Linked DNA regions of Homo sapiens: region 2 is linked to region 1. Evidence: read pairs that join two places in POLR2A ChIA-PET (ENCODE). Cell type or tissue: PC-9. All regions are shown on one strand. Each heading gives the region's core, and the rest is flanking DNA. Links, peaks and the distances in the headings are about the cores only. Region 1 overlaps TNS2 (tensin 2). Region 2 overlaps COPZ1 (coat protein complex I subunit zeta 1).

Region 1 (4,310 bases), core at 1-4,000:
GGAGAGGGGTGGGGAGCGAGTCACTGCCTCCTCTGAGCAGAGATTCAGAGTAGGATCACATGAATAGGGGAAAAAAGAGAGTCTATTTTTGTCTAATAATAAAGAATTTCTATAAACTTTAGCCGAAATTGGAGTCAACACTTATTCACAGGAAGGTCAAAGCCTCATCTCCCAGGGGACGTATCTGTGCTCAGGCCTGTAGCCAGGCCCATGGAACATATGATTCCCATCCCTGGCCCAACATTGGTCCACATCTCCCCATGAGCAAGCTGCCTTCGGCTGCCCCCATCCAGCAGTCCTGTTCCTAGCCCAGTGGACTAGAAAGGCTCCTGGTTCCGGCCATACTGATAAATACGGAAACTCCATCTTTATCGGCTGTATAAACATCTCTGGTCTGTACATACATTTCATACATCGTAGGGTGGGAAGCGAGGGCCAAAGGGAGGCCCAGCAGCACAACAGCTCACCCGCTTTCCCTACAGCCCTACCCGCTCTGTGCAAACCAAGGCCAACAGCTCCTGCTGCCTCTTCCTCCCTGGAAAAGTCACTGTTACGGGGAGGGGGCCAGGGGTTGAAGGATTAGAAGGAGATAGAGGGCTTGGTGGGGAGGACACATGTAAGTGCTAGAATCAAACACTGAAGCGAAACAGGCAACTGGCACAAGCAGCAAGCTGAGGCATGGGACGGGGCAGGAAAAGGGGAGGGAGGGGCCACGCTGCCCCTCTGGGCTTGCTCAGCTAAGGCTCTGGGGTCTTGCCCTCACGCTGGCAGGGAGACAGGCCCCAGAGCCTCAGCCCCAATACCCGGGAGCTAGGGACATGGGTGGCACTGGTAAAGAAAGGATGGAAGGGGAGAAAGGAGTGAAGGCCCTAGTGCCCTGTCACCTCACAGCCCCTCTCTCTTAAACATGCAACAGGCACCCACCCATGTGGGTCCAGGTATGGGGAGCCAGAGACCTAGATCCTCTGTGGTGCCTGAGCAGGTTGGGGTGGGGAGCCAGCTCTCAAGGGAAAGATGGAGAGCCTAGAGGAGTCTTCCTGGGGCAGCAGCCAGTGAAAGGACAGAGATGACCAAAGAGAGGTCCCCTGGCCCTGCCAGGGGTATGACAGCAGCAACTGGTTCACACAACCAGGAAAGAAAACAAGAAAGAGGAATTCAAGGAGAAATACCATGGTGAGTAGGGGAGGGGGCTGTCTACTCTACCCTCTACAAAGCATCATGCCCGAATAGCAGCTGAGATAGGGTGCTCACGCCTCTCCACCCACACAGGGCCGGTGAGGGAAAGGGGGACCCAGAAGCCCACTGACCAAAGCGAGTGGGACCACCCACATACCAACACCATTCTTTGGGTCCATTCCTGTCCAACCAGGGACTCAGGCCCAGGGACTGACAACAGTGGCAGCACCAGGTCAGAAACGTGGGCACAGAGAAGCGTGACAGGGGCCTGAGCCAGTGGGGGCAGAGTGACTACACACCTCCAGGGGCCTGCTGGGTAAACGAAGCCTCTGGGAAGTCAGGAACTGGGTGCCTGGCCCAGCAGAGGGTGAGCAGGGAGAAGGAGCAGGTCTGGAGGGGAGGCCCTAGCCACTCAAGGGGTGCAGATCTACTTTGACTTTCTCCCCGCAGCTCAGCATTCCAATGGTGGGGAAGAAGCCTCCAGAAGGAACAACAGCATCCTTCTTCCCAATGATCTTGCCATTCCGAGTGAAGAAAACCTGGGGAGGAGGTGGGGAGAAGAATGGAGCAAGCAGGCTGTGGCCTCTTCCCTGAGGATGCTGGAGCTCCACAGGCCTGAACCCCAATCACCCCAGCTTCCAGCGGGGCTGGAGAGGGGCAGTTAAGGTGTTATGGGAAGTGACCACCAGAGGGCGTGCTGAGGCCGGAAAACAGCCTCCCAAGACCGTCTCCCGATCTCAGCAACCCCTGGAGCTGGGAACAGCCCTTGGGCAACGCCAGAGCTTCCCGTCTTTCCCACCCTGGTTGTGAGTTCTGTTCCCCACTAATACCCACCCTTTGCCCAGACCCAAAAACCCTGGTCCCACCTCAAACTCTCCGTACTCACCACCACCTTCCTGCCCTCATGCTCCGGCTCTATCTCTTCCCCATCCTCTTCCTCTTCCTCTTCCTCCTCTTCCTCTTCCCCTTCCTGGTGCAGGTACATGACATTCCGCACGTTCCGGACGGCCCGGGCAGTCGGAGACAGGATCACTGTGTCACAACTGTCATCACTGTCCCCTAGGAGACCAGGAAACCTGAGCTCCTGTGGTGCCTTTCCACCCTCGGCCCCAAGCAGCCTGGCTGGCCACCCCTACCCCACTCACCCTCACTGTCCAAAATGTAGTCCCGGGGGAACATGATTCCACAGCCCATGATGTCCCCTTTGTAACAGCGTGGCCCAAAGGGGTCCCCCACACCACTGCCATGGAAGATCTTCCCATCGTCTGTTGGAGGGAGGGGAAAGGACAAACACTTGAGGAAGGAGGGCTGACACCACACCCCCAGAGTGGCTCATGAAGCTGAACACTTCCCACCCCTCAGAGGAAGGGAAGGGTCAGGGCGGAAACAAAGATGGAGAGAGAGGCCGGGCGCGGTGGCTCACGCCTGGAATCCCAGGACTTTGGGAGGCCAAGGAGGGTGGATCACCTGAAGTCAGGAGTTTGAGACCAGCATGGCCAGCATGGCGAAACATCTCTACTAAAAATACAAAAATTAGCTGGGCGTGGTGGCGCCCGTCTGTAGTCCCAGCTACTCAGGAGGCTGAGGTGGGAGGATCACTTGAGCCTGGGAGGCAGAGGTTGCAGTGAGCCAAGATCATGCCACTGCACTCCAGTCTAGGTGACAGAGTGAGACTCCATCTCAAAAAAAAAAAAAAAAAAAAATTGGAGCGAGATATATGGGAAGGGGGCACCAAATAAAATAAAGAGACGTAGTATCCATCTGCTCAAGGTAAGGGTAAGGGAGAACCCTTAGGAAATGAGTCAGAGGAGGGGGCCCTAGGGAAGGAATGAACACCCAGGGAGGGCAGGCAGGGGGAGGTGGGTCGAGGAACTCTAGGCTCAGTTTTCTTCTAAAGAAAGCCAAGGAAACCAAGCAGCAAAAGAAAAAAGAAAATGAGGAAATGAGGGTCTGCAGGAAGGGCACGGGGGGACCAGCTCAGAGGCCTGGAATGTCCCATCTGGGCCCAGATCTCCCTCTCCTGTCCTGCTCCCCTGGTTTCCAGAGCTGGGAGGAAAACACAGATGAGGAGGAAGCACTAGCGATTTGGGAAGGGGAGGTCAGCCAGCAGCAGGGCAAACAGCAAGGCCATTTGTGAGGGGCCAGGAGAGGGGAAAGTGGATGTCCCTATGCCTCCACATCTCCCACCATCCCACCTTTCCCAGGCAGCCCGCTATTCACCTGCATGATAAGCCACAGACCCTCTGCTCCAGCCAGGGTGCCTGTTCTTGGGATAGTCCTGCACCAAGAAGAGAAAAGAAAATCTATGGTCCCATGCATAAACAAGACAGGAGAGAGTGGCGAGTAGCATCTGAACCTCTGGGACAGACCACAGCCCAGAGAGTGCCAACCCTGCACACTCATACCCTGCAGGCACTGGGGCTTCAGGGGAACCAGGGAGGGTGAGGAAAGTGTTAGTTAAGCTTTTAAGGCCAGAGCCATGGCATGTCCCACCCCCTCCCCCCAGGCCTTAGTGTGTGGTGCAGTCATGACCTGTCTCAGGTCCTTGGTCACATGGGGTGTGTACTCTTACACAGCAGACACATACAACTGTGTTCCATCTCAGCTTAGCACCCTCCCTCCAAAGCCTGGGCTCCCCTGGTTTCTCCTAAGAGCTTCCTGGTGCTGCCCCAACAGCCCCAGACCTGAGCAGCTCCATGAGCAAAAAAGCTCAGCCTTTGTGCCCACCTTCCGTGCCAGCCCCAGGGCGATGTAGCATTTCTCTCCAGGGTCCACGATCTCCACCTCGAAGTAGTGGCTGCGGGTGCTGAGTGGGTGCCGGGCCTGGGCCAGCCCCACATCCACGATGCTTTTGCCCTTCCCTAAGTACTCCAGCAGCTGTGGGGGAAGAGCCAGATGGGGGTCAGGGGACAGGCTGACACCCACCCTGGAAACCTGGGCCCAAGGCAGTCTGGGTCCCACTTTCCCAGGTCTGACAAAAACTCCTGGCTGAAAGGGAAAGAATCCTAGAGATACAATGTGGCCCCAAAGTTCTAGGCCAGCATGGAAGAGCAGGATGGGGTGGGAGGCAAAGGGGAGAGCACCCCTTGCTGAATGCCCACGCTGTCTTCCCCCACACACTTTCTGGGAGGCCG
Region 2 (4,381 bases), core at 129-4,128, 1.3 Mb after region 1:
CAGGCATGAGCCACTGCGCCTGGCTGGTAACTCCTTCTTTCCTACTTCCTTATCTCAAGCCACCCACTATTTTTACTTTTTTTCCCCCACCAGGTGAAATTGCCCTCTTGGAAGGCCTGACAGTGGTATACAAAAGCAGTATAGATCTCTATTTCTATGTGATTGGCAGCTCCTATGAAAATGAGGTGAGAATCCCCACCCCTCTTTGCTATTTCTGATCCTACTTTCTAAACCACAGGCAGTACATAGCCACTGGTTTGGGGCCCTAATAGAGCCGTGTTCCTCTGGCTTCTGACCAAGCTAATGAAGTTGTCAGAGATCCCACCAGCCTCACAAACATGGCCCGGCAAATGAATCGCCTAGAAAGGAAGTTTTCCTAGATTAATCTTTTGCATCCATTAGGAAACATCATATATGTTTTAATACCTTTCCCTGAGTAGTGTTTTTTAAGATGGATTTCTGAGGTATGGTCAAGACTGCAGGGGGATACTTGCTTCTTCTATGAAGGGTCCATACCTGACTGAGTTTGAGCCAATTAGCTAACAACCTGGGTCATGTTGAAACCATACATTCTGAATGGATCACTGGAGAAGACCTTGGGTATAGTCCTAACCTGCTTCCTATATGCAGGAAAAGCTGTTTGCCTCAGATAGCAACTTCTAGGAGAATAGATAAATAAAAATAAGCCCCCAGATAATTTGAGGCAAAAGTGAAAGTTTGAGAAAGTCAACTCTTACTGAGCTCTTATTATTGGTATAAGTGCTTTGTAAAGTATATTGTTATTTAAACCTCATAGCACTTCTATGAGTTGTAGGCATTGGTGCCTTTGTTTTACAAATGAGGAAACCAAACCATGAAGAACTATATGAAATTACTTGTATGTGACCATTGAGAAAAGTACAAAAGTGGCAGTTATCTGATGTGGTTCAACCTAGTAACTTTCTCAGGGTCACACATGTAGAAAATGGCTCAGCTTGGATTCCAACCCATATCTGTCTGACTTAAAGTCCATGCTTTTTAAAAAATTTTGAGACATAGGCCGAACGTGGTGGCTCACACCTGTAATCCCAGCACTTTGGGAGGCCAAGGTGGGCGGATCACTTGAGGTCAGGAGTTCGCGACCAGGCTGGCCAACATGGCGAAATCCCATCTCTACTAAAAATACAGGCCAGGCATGGTGGCTCACACCTGTAATCCCAGCACTTTGGGAGGCCGAGGCAGGCGGATCACGAAGTCAGGAGATTGAGACCATCCTGGCTAACACAGTGAAACCCCATGTCTACTAAAAATGCAAAAAATTAGCTGGGCGTGGTGCGGGCACCTGTAGTCCCAGCTACTCGGGAGGTTGAGGCAGGAGAATGGCATGAACCTGGGAGGCGGAGGTTGCAGTGAGCCGAGATCATACCACTGCATTCCAGCCTGGGCAACAGAGCGAGACTCCGTCTCAAACAAACAAACAACAACAACAACAAAAATTAGCTGGGCGTGGTGGTGGGCGCCTGTAATCCCAGCTACTTGGGAGGCTGAGGCAAGAGAATTGCTTGAACCTGGGAGGTGGAGGTTGCAGTGAGCTGAGATTGCGCCATTGCACTCCAGCCTGGGTGACAGAGCCAGACTCTCAAAAAAAAAAAAAAAATTTGAGACAGGGTCTTGTTCTGTCTCCCAGGCTGGACTGCAGTGGTGCGATCTTGGCTCACTGCAACCTCTGGCTCCCAGGCTCAAGTGATTCTACCACCTTAGCCTCCCAAGTAGCTGGGACTGCAGGTGCCCACCACCATGCCTGGCTAATTTTTTTTTGTATTGTTTGTAGACAGGGTTTTGCCATGTTGCCCAGGCTGGTCTCAACTCCTGAGCTCAAGCAATCGGCCTGCTGCAGCCTCCGAAAGTGCTGGGATAGAGTCAGAGTCTAGACAGGGTCTAGACGTTACAGGTGTGACCCACTGTGCCCAGCCAATTAAAGTCCATGCTTTTTACACTAACTCTGAAGCCTTCCTCTGACCTCAGCTATTGCTTGGTTAGTAATTTCTCTACCTAAGACATCAGGTAACACATATACAGTTGGTGAAGACATTGTAGAGGACTGTGACAGGGAAGTTCTGTTTAAACTTTTGGCTAAAAGATGTTGAATTGTGGAATCATGTAGCAGAATTTATTTCTGTGAGAAATCACAGATCCTTTTCCTGTTGTGCTCTCACTTCCACTTTATGTTTTTGGTCCTTTGTGAAAGCCTGTGTCTTTTGATGTTTAATGAATTAGGAGGTTTTGTTTTTAGGTAGCAGCTTTCAGGGCCTTGAACCTTATCCTTCTGCCTCCTCTGTTTCCCAACAGCTGATGCTTATGGCTGTTCTGAACTGTCTCTTCGACTCATTGAGCCAGATGCTGAGGTGAGCAGGACATTCTTTTTTTTCCCCTCAAGTTATGATGGAAAGAGCAGGGCATTGTTGATTTCTTTTTGGGAGATAAAGTAACCATTCTTCAGGCCCAGGGATTGTAGGGGATTGGCAAAGGCTCCAGGGAGTTGATTTAGTTTTAGAAGTTGGGTTTTGCCGGGCTCAGTGGCTCACGTTCGTAATCCCAGTACTTTGGGAGGCCAAGGCGGGCGGATCATGAGGTCAGGAGATTGAGACCATCCTGGTTAACATGGGGAAACCCTGTCTCCACTAAAAATACAAAAAATTAGCCGGGCATGGTAGCGGGCGCCTGTAGTCCCAGGTGCTTGGGAGGCTGAGGCAGGCGAATGGCATGAACCTGGGAGGCGGAGCTTGCAGTGAGCCGAGATCGCGCCACTGCACTCCAGCCTTGGCGACAGAGTGAGACTCTGTCTCAAAAAAAAAAAAAAAAGTTGGGTTTATTAATTCACAGTAATTCATGCTACTGGGGAGGACTGGATGGAGAGTATGTCCCTCCCATAGAATAATTCTCTTACTAAGTAAGGGGACTGGGAGGGAGCCGAATCTTTACCTCTGTGTTTACTCTTGTAATCCCCTGTGGTCCTGTCAGATCTGAGCATCCTCAAGGTGCTTTCCTGGGCTTCATTCTTGACATTAGAAGTAGGGAAAGGCCAAGCATAAGGAAGTGTCCCAGATGAAATGTCATTCAGTACTTCAGGAATGGAAGCAACACTCCCAATTTTTTTTTCTTTTTTTTTTTTTTTGAGATGGAGTCTCACTCTGTCACCCAGGCTGGAGTGCAGTGGCGTGATCTCGGCTCACTGCAACCTCTGCCTCCCAGGTTCAAGCGATTCTCCTGCCTCAGCCTCCCGAGTAGAGTAGCTGCAATTATAGGCACGTGCCACCACGCCTGGCTAATTTTTGTATTTTTAGTGGAGACAGGGTTTTACCATGTTGGCCAGGCTGGTCTTGAACTCCTGACCTCAAATGATCCACCTACCTTGGCCTCCCAAAGTGCTGGGATTATAGGCATGAGCCACTTAGACCAGTTTTTTTTTGACTTCTAGTCCTTGTTTTTTCCCTTCTGTAGAACAGGAAGCACCCAGGCAGGAGGACTGCATGAGTCGAGTTCAAGACAAGCTTGGGCAACACAGTGAGACCCTGTCTCTGCAAAAAATAAAAAAATTAGCCAGGTGTGGTGGTGCATACCTGTAGTCTCAGCTACTTGGGAGGCTGAGGTAGGAAGATTGCTTGAGCCCAGGAGGTTGAGGCTGCAGTGAGCTGTGATCATGCTACTGCACTCCAGCCTAGGTGACATAGCAAGACCCTGTCTCAAAAAACAAAACAAAACAAAAAACAGGAAGCTTCTGCCATTTACCCTCTCCTCCCTTTCCACCTTCCCACTAGCCCTCTGTTCTCTGTTACCCGTGTAGATGGGTAATAGAAGAGATATAAGTTACTTTTCCTGAAAACATCCAGGGCTCTGAACTTCATTCCCCCAGCAGCTCCCAAGTGAACCCAGTACAGACAGCCATCCAGACCAGAACAGCAGGCACTCTCAGCCCTGCAAAATCAGCAGGGTGAATGGCTCAGATTTCCTCAGGAAGGGGATGATTTATTTCTTATCCAGGTGAATGAATAGTAATTCATTCGGGTAATCTAGTGAAAGACTCAAACTGACAGATGTGACAGGCCACATGCACCAACCAACGGATCTGAGGCTGGTGTATGCAGACCCTGCCCCCTCTTTGGGCTTCTTTTCAGGGCCTGAGCAGAGCTGGTAAGGGATAGGGAGAAGAGGGAACAGAGAATGTCTCAGGAGGTTTGTCAGAGCTTGAGTACAAATAAGGTTTGCATTGAACCCCTCTCACCTCCGGCCACCTCCAGACTGAGTCTTAGCTCTGTTTATATTGTTTTTTTCCACCCACTGATGTCAGTGTTTATGAGCAATGTTATGAGCAGCATCATGGCAGGTAGGAAAGAAATAATAG

Evidence for each region. Peaks named below come from ENCODE experiments on the same cell type or tissue, not always from the same donor. Only the 100,000 strongest peaks of a DNase experiment are listed, where the experiment ranks them.
Region 2: POLR2A ChIA-PET joins it to region 1 with 5 read pairs; 2 of 35 experiments call an interaction of 5 or more read pairs at or near these places.

What each region holds. Positions count from the first base shown.
Region 1 is chr12:53,064,252-53,068,561 of GRCh38, forward strand. TNS2 (tensin 2) reads left to right here. Exons shown (of 29, transcript NM_170754.4): 29 at 1-128. It overlaps SPRYD3 (SPRY domain containing 3), which reads right to left. Exons shown (of 11, transcript NM_032840.3): 7 at 3,904-4,053; 8 at 3,397-3,454; 9 at 2,322-2,441; 10 at 2,063-2,235; 11 at 65-1,715. The coding sequence ends at 1,581. Among named protein-coding and RNA genes, the nearest start is that of MIR6757, 9.5 kb to the left of the region's middle. RefSeq lists an enhancer at 1,688-2,189. In PC-9, for the core only: CTCF peaks have their summits at 1,845 (motif pointing right) and 2,045; a DNase peak (open chromatin) is centred at 1,880; H3K27ac peaks cover 468 bases.
Region 2 is chr12:54,343,132-54,347,512 of GRCh38, forward strand. COPZ1 (coat protein complex I subunit zeta 1) reads left to right here. Exons shown (of 9, transcript NM_016057.3): 4 at 94-185; 5 at 2,329-2,384. It also overlaps the pseudogene RN7SL744P. Among named protein-coding and RNA genes, the nearest start is that of MIR148B, 8.1 kb to the left of the region's middle. In PC-9, for the core only: no CTCF peak of the experiment used is centred there; no DNase peak of the experiment used is centred there.